Linked DNA regions of Homo sapiens: region 2 is linked to region 1. Evidence: chromatin loops called from intact Hi-C (ENCODE). Cell type or tissue: psoas muscle. All regions are shown on one strand. Links, peaks and the distances in the headings refer to the core of each region. The heading gives the core; the rest is flanking DNA. Region 1 has its middle 40 kb from the start of FOXK1. Region 2 overlaps FOXK1 (forkhead box K1).

Evidence for each region. Hi-C counts contacts between places; a loop is a spot of excess contacts. Peaks named below come from ENCODE experiments on the same cell type or tissue, not always from the same donor. Only the 100,000 strongest peaks of a DNase experiment are listed, where the experiment ranks them.
Region 2: it touches region 1 in a loop (3-fold over the local background); 56 of 110 quality-filtered maps call a loop at or near these places.

The regions. Positions count from the first base shown.
Region 1 is chr7:4,637,865-4,647,160 of GRCh38, forward strand. No RefSeq gene overlaps it. Among named protein-coding and RNA genes, the nearest start is that of FOXK1, 40 kb to the right of the region's middle. RefSeq lists silencers at 1,041-1,090, 1,101-1,220, 3,756-3,955, 4,056-4,445. In psoas muscle, for the core only: a CTCF peak has its summit at 4,334; a DNase peak (open chromatin) is centred at 4,027; H3K4me3 peaks cover 1,871 bases; H3K27ac peaks cover 1,766 bases.
Region 2 is chr7:4,753,107-4,755,606 of GRCh38, forward strand. It overlaps FOXK1 (forkhead box K1), which reads left to right. Exons shown (of 9, transcript NM_001037165.2): 3 at 1,353-1,509; 4 at 2,131-2,277. Among named protein-coding and RNA genes, the nearest start is that of AP5Z1, 21 kb to the right of the region's middle. RefSeq lists enhancers at 646-1,200, 705-794 and a silencer at 792-1,086. In psoas muscle, for the core only: CTCF peaks have their summits at 966 (motif pointing left) and 1,169; a DNase peak (open chromatin) is centred at 955.

The DNA.
Region 1 (9,296 bases), core at 2,857-5,356:
TGACACTCTTTGCTATCCATTGCTATGGGCCTGTTTAGCAACTTTTAGAAATGAGATGTGAGGCCAGGCGTGGTGGCTCATTGCCTGTAATCCCAGCACTTTGGGAGGCCGAGGTGGGTGGATCACCTGGGTCAGGAGTTCGAGACCAGCCTGGCCAACGTGGTGAAACCCCATCTCTACTAAACACACACACACACACACACACACACACACACACACAAATTAGCTGGGCGTGGTGGTGTTCACCTGTAGTCCCAGCTACAAGGGAGGCTGAGGCGGGAGGATGGCTTAAACCCAGAATGCGGTTGCAGTGAGCTGAGATCATGCCACTGCACTCCAGCCTGGGCCACAGAGTGAGACTCTGTGCCCGCCAAAAAAAGAGAGAAGAAAAAAAGAAACGAGATGTGATATAAACAAACTTTTTTTTTTTGAGACAAGGTCTTGCTCTATCACCCACGCTGGAGTGCAGTCACCCAGGCTGGAGGTCCTAGCTCACTGCAGCCTCAAACCCCTGGGCTCAAGCAATCCTCCTACCTCAGCCTCCCAAAATGCTGAGATTACAGGCATGAGCCAGCGTGCCAGCCTCTGCCTTCTTCTTTACCTTAAAACTCCCCCTTGGCCAGGCGCAGTGGCTCACGCCTGTAATCCCAGCACTTTGGGAAGCCGAGGCAGGCAGATCACGAGGTCAGGAGATCGAGACCAGCCTGGCCAACACGGTGAAACCCTGTATCTACTAGAAATGCAAAAAATTATCGGGGCGTGGTGGCACGCGCCTATAGTCCCATCTACTCTGGAGGCTGAGGCAGGAGAATTGCTTGAACCCTGGAGGTGGAGGTTGCAGTGAGCCGAGATCGCGCCACTGCACTCCAGCATGGGCAACAGAGTAAGGCTTGGTCTCAAAAAAAAAAAAAAAAAAACTCCCCCTCACCCCTTACTCATGTGCTCCCACTACCTGGTCTGGTCTTTCTATTCCACCAAAATAGTCCTGGCCTCAGGGCTTTTTGCACTTGCTTTTCTCTGTCCCTGGAAAGTCCCTTTTGATCCCTCCCAATCTCCCCATTGCTATCTCCTTGTCAAAGAGGCCTCAGGTCAAAGGGCCACGCCAGAGAGTTCTTCAGGATCACCTGATCCAGATCATGGTATTTTCCTAACCACCAATGCTTACCGCCAACCACCTGATGGTTTTGTTTGTGTTTACTGACCACATCCTCTGCAGGAATATAAGGTCCACGAGAGGGGAGTCCTTACCCATTTTCATCACTTGCGTCTCCCCTGCTCCTTTTATAATGCTTGGCATCTACCAAGCAAGGATGCCTGTTTATGCTAAACGAGGGCTCTACCATTTGAGCTAGTTCCCCAGCTCGAAGGATGCACGTTTATGAAACGAACAAATACACCAGGGGGACATGCTCATGAGAAGATAAGAAGCAGCATTTCCACCAGAGAACATCAGAGCAGCCCTGAGGCAGGGTGTTTGAGGTCAGAAAGGCAGCCAGGTGGGGCCGGAGGGGTTCAAGATGATGACACGGGCAGGGGCGAGACCCATCGGGGAGCAGGGCTGAGCCTCTTGGATCACAGAGAGGATATGGCCACGGGACAGACAGAATGTGATCTGATCTGCACCGCGAGTGGTAAAATAGGCTTAGCATAGAATTTAAAAGCTTAACCTTTTTTTTAAATTTTTTTTGAGATGGAGTCTCGCTCTGTCGCCCAGGCTGGAGTACAGTGGCGCGATCTCGGCTCACTGCAACCTCCGCCTCTCGGGTTCACGCCATTCTCCTGCCTCAGCCTCCCGAGTAGCTGGGACTACAGGCACCTGCCACCACGCCCAGCTAATTTTTGTATTTTTAGTAGAAACGAGGTTTCATCATGTTGCCCAGGCTGGTCTCGAACTCCTGACCTCAGGTGATCCACCCTCCTTGGCCTCCCAAAGTGCTGGGATTACAGGCGTGAGCCACCGCACCCGGCCAAGCTTAACCATTTTCAAGCGTGCAGTTCAGGGGCATTAAGCACATCCACACTGTTGTGTGATCACCACCACCCATCTCCAGAACTCTTTCATCTTCCCAAACTCAAACTCTGTCCCTATCAAACACTCACACCCCTCTCCCTCAGCCCGCAGCCTCTGGTAAGCACCATTCTACTTTCTGTACCTATGAATCTGATGGCTCTAGGAACCCCATATAAGCAGAATCATGCGTGGTCTGTCCTTCTGTGTCTGGCTTATTTCACTCAGCACCATGTCCTCAAGGTTCATCCATGTTGAAGTGTGTGTCAGAATCTCCTTCCTTTTTAAAATTGTGATCATGCCTGTAATCCCAGCACTTTGGGAGGCCAAAGCAGGTGGATCACCTGAAGTCAGGAGTTCAAGACCAGCCTGGCCAAGATGGTGAAACCCTGTCTCTACTAAAAATACCAAAATTAGCCTCGCGTGGCCTGTAATCCAGCTCCTTGGGACGCTGAGACATGGGAATCGCTTGAACCCAGGGGGCAGAGGTTGCAGTGAGCTGAGATCAGGCCACTGCACTTCAGCCTGGGCAACACAGCGAAACTCTGTCTCAAAAAATAATAATAATAAAATAAAGTTGTGATAAAATATACAAAACATTAGGGTAGTGGGGGGGACTAGGAAAAGGGGATGGTTGCTGGGTACAAAAATATAGTTAGATACATAAGTAAGATCTAGAATTTTCTAGCACAGCAGGGTGACCACAGTCAGCACTAATTTGCTGTACATTTTAGAATAACCAAGAGAGTGCAATTGGAATGTTCATCACACAGAAATGATGAATGCTGGGGGTGATGGAAACCCCATTTACCCTAATGTAATTATAATACAAAGATCTCATGTGTCCCATAAATCTATACACCTACTATGTACCCATAAAAATTAACAATTAAAAATTTTTAAATTAAAAATATAGGTCAGGCAAGGTGGCTCACATCTGTAATCCCAAAACTTTGGGAGGCTAAGGTGAGAAGATCGCTTAAGCCCAGGTGTTCAAGACCAGCCTGGGCAACATAGCAAGACCTAATCTCTGCCAAAAATAGAAAAAAACATAGCCAGGCACGGTGGCTTACGCCTATAATCCCAGCACTTTGGGAGGCCGAGGCAGGCAGATCACCTGAGGTCAGAAGTTCGAGATTAGCCTGGCCAACATGGTGAAACCCCGTCTCTACTAAAAATACAAAAAAATTAGCTGGGCGTGTTAGTGCACGCCTGTAATCCTAGCTCCTCAGGAGGCTGAGGCAGGAGAATCGCTTGAACCCGTGAGGCAGAGGCTGCAGTCAGCCGAGATCGTACCACTGCACTCCAGCCTGGGCAACAAAGCAAGACTGCGTCTCAAAAAAGAAAAAAAAAATTAGCTGGGTGTGGTGATGCCTGCCTGTGGTCTCAGCTATTTGGGAGGCTGAGGTAGGAGGAACGCCTGAGTCCGGGAGGTGGAGACTGCAGTGAGCTGTAATGCCACCATTGCACTCCAGCCTGGGCAACAGAACAAGACCCTGTCTGAAAAATAAAAGTAAAAATTTTAAATTAGAGATATATAGATATACACAACATAAACTGCACTCCACCCATTTTAAGGCTAAATCGTACTGCATGGTATGCTCCTCCCTAGGACTGATGTGTCTCGAGGGGGCCTCTTAGCTGCTGGGTGCAGCTGCCCAAGGGGGCACTGCGGGGCCCGATGCCGCCCTCCATCCAGGTCACCACTGCACCTCCACGACCACCCACAGAGGCCCCACTTTGCAGGCGAGAGCCCGGGCTCAGAGGCCAGTGGCCGGCCTGCGCAAGGACACGCAGCAGGTGAACCCTCCGCAAGGCGAGGAGCAGGGCTGGGAAGGGCGAGGGCGCCTCTCCGCGCCCCTCCCCTGCCCGGCCACAGAGCCCGGCCCCGCCCCGGGCCCTGCTCGCGGCCCGCCCTGCGCCGCCACTGCGCAAGCGCAGGAGGAGCAGCGTGGCGCAACCTTAAGGCGCATGCGCGGCCGGCGCAGACTTGCGGAAGGCTCCGTTCCCCTCGCGTGAATCCGCCGATCCGGGCTTTGGGGCCCGCCGGGAGCTCTGTTTATAAACACACGGCGCGGCTGCCGGCGAGGGGTAACCCTAAGGGGAGTGGGGTCGGAGGTCAGAGGTCAGCGGGCGCGGGGTCGCCGGCTGTGAGACCGGCCCCGCCACCCTCGGGGACTGCTGGCTGCGCAGCGTGGCCAGCCGGACCGCCCTACTGCGCACCGGGGCTGCCGGGGCGCCACGTGGTGCGCACGTGGTCCGGCCCCGGCGCGGCAGCTCCCCTCCCCCACCACGCGAGCCTGGCCGCAGCGCCCGCTGGCGGCGCGGCGTTGCACATTGCGCGTGCGCACAACTCGCCGCGAGGCGCCTTCCGGTGGCGCGGCGGGGTCGGTTGCCTCCTCGCGACGGCTGCGCCGGGATGTTCCGGGGCGGTGGGGTCGCCTGCCCAATGTCGGGTGCGCGAGTGACGGGTGGAAGCTGGATTTGTGCGCGTTCTTCAATGCTCCAAAGGGAGGAGGGAGCCTCCGAGAGTCCACGTGGGGCCGGTGGGATTCGCAGGGTCCGTTTTCTAAACATTGGGTGTCCTCGAACCTGGGGGCGCGGGCTGTGTCCGCCCCCAGCAGGGATGACCATGCCTGGGTCAGTGGCTGCATAAATAAATAAACGAATGGGGAGGAAATTGATAAAATATTAAAAGAGTGTTGTTTCAGAGTTTTTACTATGTCACCTCTTACAGATTTATGAGAGTTTGTTGTTTTTTGGAGAAGAGGGGTCTCCCTATGTTACCCAGGCTGGTCTCAAACTCCTGGGCTCAATCCATCCGTCCGCCTCAGCCTCCTGAAGTGCTAGGATTACAGGCGTGAGCCATGGTGCCCGGCCTGTTGATGAGATTCTACGTGAAATATATTGGGCGTTACCTAAGCACTCAGTCAGTGGTAGTTCTTATAGTTGTTGCTTAAAAACAGAAAGAAATGTCATACCGTGTTCTAAAAGGATTTGAGAAAGGTTTGCAAAGACTAAAAAGCAAGTGGCAGGGAAAAATAACATACGCAAACTTCCTCCTGACTTTTTCTGCCATTTTATAGCAAAGGCTCAGAATTGCATTGCCATTGTCGGTTGTTTCGGTAAAATTAGTGTTCCTCAAGTTATCTACTCCAGGGACATTTTTTTTTTCTTGAGACAGGGTCTTACTCTGTTGCCCAGGCTCGAGTGCAGTGGCACAGCCATGACTCACTGCAGCCTCAGCCTCCGGGGTCAAGTGATTCTCCTGCTTCAGTCTCCCGAGTAGCCGGGATTACAGGCGCGAGCCTCCATGCCCAGCTAATTTTTGTATTAATGTACTTTATAGGAGACAGGGTTTTGCCATGTTACCCAGGCTGGTTTCGAACTCCTGGCTTCAAGTAATCCTCCCACCTTAGCCTCCCAAAGTGCTGAGATTACAGGCATGAGTCACCACACCCAGCTCAGCAATATCCTTTATTATTTTATTTTTTATTTTTGTAGAAACGAGTCTCACTGTATTGCGCAGGCTGGTTTCAAACGCCTGGCCTCAAGCAATCCTCCCACCTCAGCCTCCCAAAGTGCTCGGATTACAGGTCTGAGCCACCGCTGCCAGCGCATCTTAAATACAGTCATGCATCGCTTGGGAAAGGGGATACCTTCTGAGAAATACATTGTTAGGCAATTTCATCCTTGTGTGAACATCATAGTGTGTAATTCCACAAACCTGGATGGTACAGCCTGTTGCTCTTAAGCTACAAACCTTTAACAGCATGTTAATGTGCTGAATACTATGAGCAATTGTAACACAATGGTAAGTATTTACGTATCTAAACGTAGAAAAGAGAAGGTAGGCCGGGCGCGGTGGCTCACGCCTGTAATCCCAGCACTTTGGGAGGCCGAGGCTGGCGGATCACGAGGTCAGGAGATCGAGACCATCCTGGCTAACACGGTGAAACCCCCGTCTCTACTAAAAATACAAAAAAAATAGCCGGGCGTGGTGGCGGGCGCCTGTAGTCCCAGCTACTCGGGAGGCTGAGGCAGGAGAATGGCATGAACCCAGGAGGCGGAGCTTGCAGTGAGCTGAGATCACGCCACTGCACTCCAGCCTGGGCAACAGAGTGAGACTCCATCTCAAAAAAAAAAAACGTAAAGATATAGTATTATAATCTTACGGTATTATAATCTTAGAGGACCACTATCATATATGGCGTGGATGGTTGGCTTATTGCATGATTGTAAATACCTACTATGTGCCAGATACTGCTCTGGACTCTGAGGTGCCTGGGTAACCTCTATTTAGGTCAACGGAAAATCTAAACGTGGTTACATTATAAAGCAAAGCCAGGAAGTACATATCCTAATGGTCAGGCTGATGGTACATGTTTAACAATCGGCTTGGGAAGGACTGCATATATACACACACATTTATTATAAATGTTACTGGTATGAAGCGTGTGTATCGTATCAATTGCAAATAATGATAAAACACACAATGCTCTTTTTGTTTGTAAATTCCATAGTCAGTTGATTCTCAGAGAATGCTTTCCTTTAGCATTGCTGAACTCCCGTGTCCATAGCCAACCTGTGCTTGAAACTGAATTGTAATATGCAGGGTTGAGTTGCTACCCAACCCACCATTTTCCCAGTAAATAATGTTTGGTTTGGTGGGGTGGCTCATGCCTACAATCCCAGCACTTTGAGATTGTATGGGAAGCCAAGGCAGGAGGGTCACTTGAGCCCAGGAGTTTTTGTTGTTCTTGTTTTTGTTTGTTTGTTTGTTTTGAAACGGAGTTTCGCTCTTATTGCCCAGGCAGGAGTGCAGATGTGATCTCGGCACACCGCAACCTCTGCCTCTTGGATTCAAGCAATTCTCCTGCCTCAGCCTCCCAAGTGGCTGGGATTACAGGCATGCGCCACCACGCCCAGGTAATTTTGTATTTTTAGTAGAGAAGGGGTTTCTCCATGTTGGTCAGGCTGGTCTCAAACTCCCGACCTCAGGTGATCCTCCCGCCTCAGCCTCCCAAAGTGCTGGGATTACAGGCATGAGCCATCACACCCGGCCAAGCCCAGGAGTTTGAGACCAGCCTGGGCAACATAGCAAGATCCTGTCTCTACAAAAAATAAAACAATTGGCAAAGCATGGTAGCATGCACCTGTGGTCTCAGCTATTTGGGATGCTGAGGCTGAAGGATTGCTTGAGCCCAGGAGTTGGAGGCTGTGGTGAGCCATGATCACACCACTGTGCTTCATCCTGGGCAACAGTGAGACCCTGTCTCAAAAAAAAAAAAAAGTAAAATAAATGTAATGTTTGACAGGAGTGTTGATATTTTCACTTATATTAACAAGTAAGAAATGAAGCAAAACACATATAGATCCGAACTTTATTTGTTCCTCAATGATGTCAGCAACTTCTTTGCTGTATTGGAGCATGGTTTTCTATTACTGGGTGAATAGTTCCTCAACATTTTGTGCTATTCACAATATAATGGCTGCAGACATCACAGAATTTGAAGTTTAACCACATTGTTAATTTTCTGTATTACTTATGTCTAGGGTTTGGCAAATGGATTCTGCAGAGTCAGATGGTAAGTATTTTCCACTTTTCCAGACACGTACAGTCTTTGGCACAGTCTCTTTTGTTTTGCTTTGTTTTGTTTTAACCACCCTTTAACAATGTAAAAAAAAATTTTTTAGCTCAAGCAAGAGCCAGATTTTGCCTCCAAGCCCTGAATTGTAGCATTTTCAGATTTTCACAGTGTAAATATCTCTGCAATAGTTGTTGCAAGCTGCAAAGTGGAGTATCTGAACCAATGCGGAGTATCTGAACTTGGAGTTGGGAAGATAATTTCCAGTATACAGATGGAGTAGAGTAACCTTAAAAGCATAGATTACAGTAAAATAATTAGAACATGATAAGTGTTGAGACCCTTTCAATAGAATTTATTTCACTGCAAGTTTAATGTAGGGTAATTTTTTTTTTTTTTTTTTTGAGATGAAATCTCTCTCTGTTGCCCAGGCTGGAGTGCAGTGGCATGATCTCGGCTTATTGCAACCTCCACCTCCTGGGTTCAAGCAGTTCTCCTGCCTCAGCCTCCCTAGTAGCTGAGAGTACAGGCATGCACCACTATGCCTGGCTAATTTTTGTATTTTTGTAGAAATGAGGTTTTGCCATGTCACCCAGGCTGCTCGCAAACTCCTGAGCTCAAGTGATCCACCCGCCTCAGCCTCCCAAAGTGCTGAGATTACAAGTGTGAGCCACTGTGGCCAGCTTAATGTAATTTAATTTTTAATAATGACTGTGTTTAACAGCCAATTAACCGAAATCCTGAAAGTTCAACAATCGGCTCTCGTGAACAGCTCCAACTCAGCATTAGTCTTATCTGTAAGTGGAGATGGGCTTTGGGGATGGTAGACAGAGTTCCATTTCTTAGCATGGGTCACCCTTAGATACACCTGAAAGTGACCTCCCCCAAGGAGCCACACCCCTGTATCACCCCCTCCCTTGAGCGTGTGCAGGGCTTGTGATGGGCTTCTAACCAGTGGAACATGGCAGAGGGGGCAGGTGCCATTGCTCAGATCTGGTTATGTTATATGGAAGGGGCAAGGGGCTCCTATTCCCATCGCTCCCATGATCACATGACATTATAGGAGACCCCATCTTGGTCCACTGGAGACAGAGACGCTCCTGCTGGCCTTGCAGAAGCAAACAGCATGTTGTGAACAGTCCCTGGAGAGGACCCCATGGCAGGGGACTATGAGTAGCCTCCAGGACCTGAGGGTGGCCTCCAGCAGAAGGCCAGAAAGAAGCTGAGGCCATCAGTCATATGGCCACAAGGAAATGCGTGCTGCCAGCAGGCTGAGTGACCTTGGGAGAGGATTCTTGCCCAGTTGAGCCTCCGGATGAGAATGCAGCCCAACTCACCCTGGATTACAGCCATGAGAGGCTCTGAGCAGAGGACCCAGCTGAGCTGTGCCCAGACTCCTGCCCCAGGGAGACCATGTGGTGCTAGATAGATGTTGGTTTAAGCTGCTGAACCTGTGGTCATTTGTTACACAGGAATAGCAAACAAATACATAATTATTCAACATATGGATGCACCTTTCTGTATGTGTATTACATTTCCCTTTTTTTTTTTTTTTTTTTTGAGACAGAGTCTTACTCTGTCGCCCAGGGTGGAGTGCAATGGCATGATCTCATCTCACTGCAACCTCCGCCTCCCAGGTTCAAGTGATTCTCCTGCCTCAGCCTCCGGAGTAGCTGGAATTACAGGCACCCACCACCACA
Region 2 (2,500 bases), core at 1-2,500, 110 kb after region 1:
TCCAGATCAGAGTCCTTAACGTTCCATGTGGGTGACACTGAGTCCTTCCTGAAAATGCCCCAGACCTGAACTGATCATTAATGTCAGCTGTCAGGTTTTTCTCAGCCACAGGATTTTTTTCATTCATTCCTCTGCTCCATCCAAAAAATGTTTCTTGAGCCCCGCCTGCACCCAAGGGGGCTCCTACTTAACCTAAGTTTTGGAGATCTAGGAGTCTTGTGCCTGGACAGTTAGGGAAGGATGTTCCTGGCAGAGGAAAGGGCAGCAAGGCGGGAGGAGGAGAATGGACCTTCTGGATGGTTCTGGATGGTTCTGGGTGGTTCTGGATGGTTCTGGGTGGCCTGCAGGGCAGTGCAGCAGGGAGCATCCTACCCGCCACGGGGGCTCTAAGTCAGCTGAGAGGGGGGATGTCAGCATCACAGGTGGGCAGGGTCCATCTCAGGACGGGGCTAGGTGGGTGCCCGTGAGCTCAGGACAGTGGGATCTCTTTCTCTCGGGAGGTTCTGCACCCACTCTTCGTGTCTTCATTGGCTTTCTCTGAATACCTGTAATAGAAATCATTTTCAGAAGCAAAACATCGCCGTGGTTTGCTGACGGAAGCCTGCCTTAGTGAGTTAGGGAAGCAGGCCAGAGCACACCCCTCAGCCGGACGGACGCAGCCTCCTGCCTGTGGTCCCGGCCTCAACCCAGAGCCTCACCTGCAGCCGGGGGTGTCGGTCACTCCCAGCCATCTGTGGTTGCTCCAGCCTGGGAGGGAGAGGGGATGAGGGCAGGGGCATCTCAGCGGCTCAGGGCAAAACTGCAGGGGTCATCTCTTCCCGAGGGCGGTGTCTCCAGGAGAGCCACCTGCCACGCCTTCACCCTGCAGGGCGATGGCACCTCCACAGCCTCTTTCCAGGATCTGCCTCTGTGACCACACGGGGTTGTCCTGGGCCCGAGCCTTTTCCCACAGCGCCGCCTTGTGGACACCTGTGCAGGAGCCAGCAGCCCGCGGAGGCTACCTGCTCCGGGTGCACATCCTGTAGGGGTGTGTGTGGGGGGACCTGAGGAGGGGCCCCACAGAGCTGCCTGACCAGGTGCTGCCCTGGGCCCTGCATAATGGCAGGAGGAGGGCCCGCGGTGCTCTCAGCCCCCGAGCAGAAGTCACCACTGGAAGGAAACTTGCCTGCCGTTTCCAGCATCTTGTCCCCGCCGCTGCGTGACCTTGGCCGGGCAGTGTGGTGGCACTTAAAATTGGAAAGTGTGAGCTTCTTCCCCACAGCCCCACCCTCTGGGTAGGTCCTGAAGCCCTGAGCCCCACAGGGGCCCCCTCTTCAGAGCCATGAACTTACAGTGTCCTTCTCTCTCCTCAGTGTCCCCAACTCCTGCCCAGCCAGTCCACGCGGTGCCGGCTCCTCCAGTTACCGCTTTGTGCAGAACGTGACCTCGGACCTGCAGCTGGCAGCAGAGTTTGCAGCAAAGGCCGCGTCGGAGCAGCAGGCAGACACGTCTGGAGGAGACAGCCCCAAGGTCTGAGCCCACCTGGCGCCGTGGTGCACCTGGTGACCCAGGATCGGGCCATAGTGACCCGGCGCGGGCGGCACAGACAGCCCAGGGCCTGCGGGCGTGTGCTCGAGGTGGTCTCAGCCCACAGGGAATGGAGCCGCAGCTGGCGGTAGAGCCGTCGGCCCTTTCTCGTTTTCGTGCCCAAATCATCCCCGTTGGTCATTTGCTGGTGACAGGGGTGGCGCCGTCACCGAGGGCCCCTCCCGCCACGCTCCTTGTTCATCTGCCGCTGGCAGCCCGGCGTCAAAGCCTTCATACAGCCCTTGAGCAGGATGGCGTTCTCCTTATAACTTTGTCTTAGTTCATTTTTGTCCAATAGCTGTTTTCAAATTGATTTCTGGAAGAGGTGAGAAATTTCAGAATTAAATTATAATAAAACCGAAGTTTTCCTTCCCATGAGGCAAAAATGGTTGTTCCTAGTTGAATGCAAGCACATTAATGGGATAGTTGGAGGGCACTGGGACGGGTGCCGGCAAGACGCGCACATTCTCGTGGGAAGGTTCCTCCCCATCAGCTGTGACGGGTGGGTGGGGTAGACTCAGGGACCTTGCTGGAGCTCATCCCGTGAGCCGTGTTTCTCCGCAGGATGAGTCAAAGCCGCCGTTCTCCTACGCGCAGCTGATCGTGCAGGCCATCTCCTCCGCCCAGGACCGGCAGCTGACCCTGAGCGGGATCTACGCCCACATCACCAAGCATTACCCCTACTACCGGACGGCCGACAAAGGCTGGCAGGTGAAGCCGAGTCCCCAGGGCCGGATCGCCTCTGAAGGCCCTTAGAACATGGAACTCACAGGCATATTGCTTCCCTTAAAACAGAAGAGGGCCAGTGAGGGGGCTCACGCCTGGAACCCTAGCATTTTGTGAGGCCGAGGCAGGAGGAGGATCAAGACCAGCCTGTGCAACATAGAGAGAACCTCTTTTCTACTAAAAATTAGCTGAGTGTGGTGGTGCACAC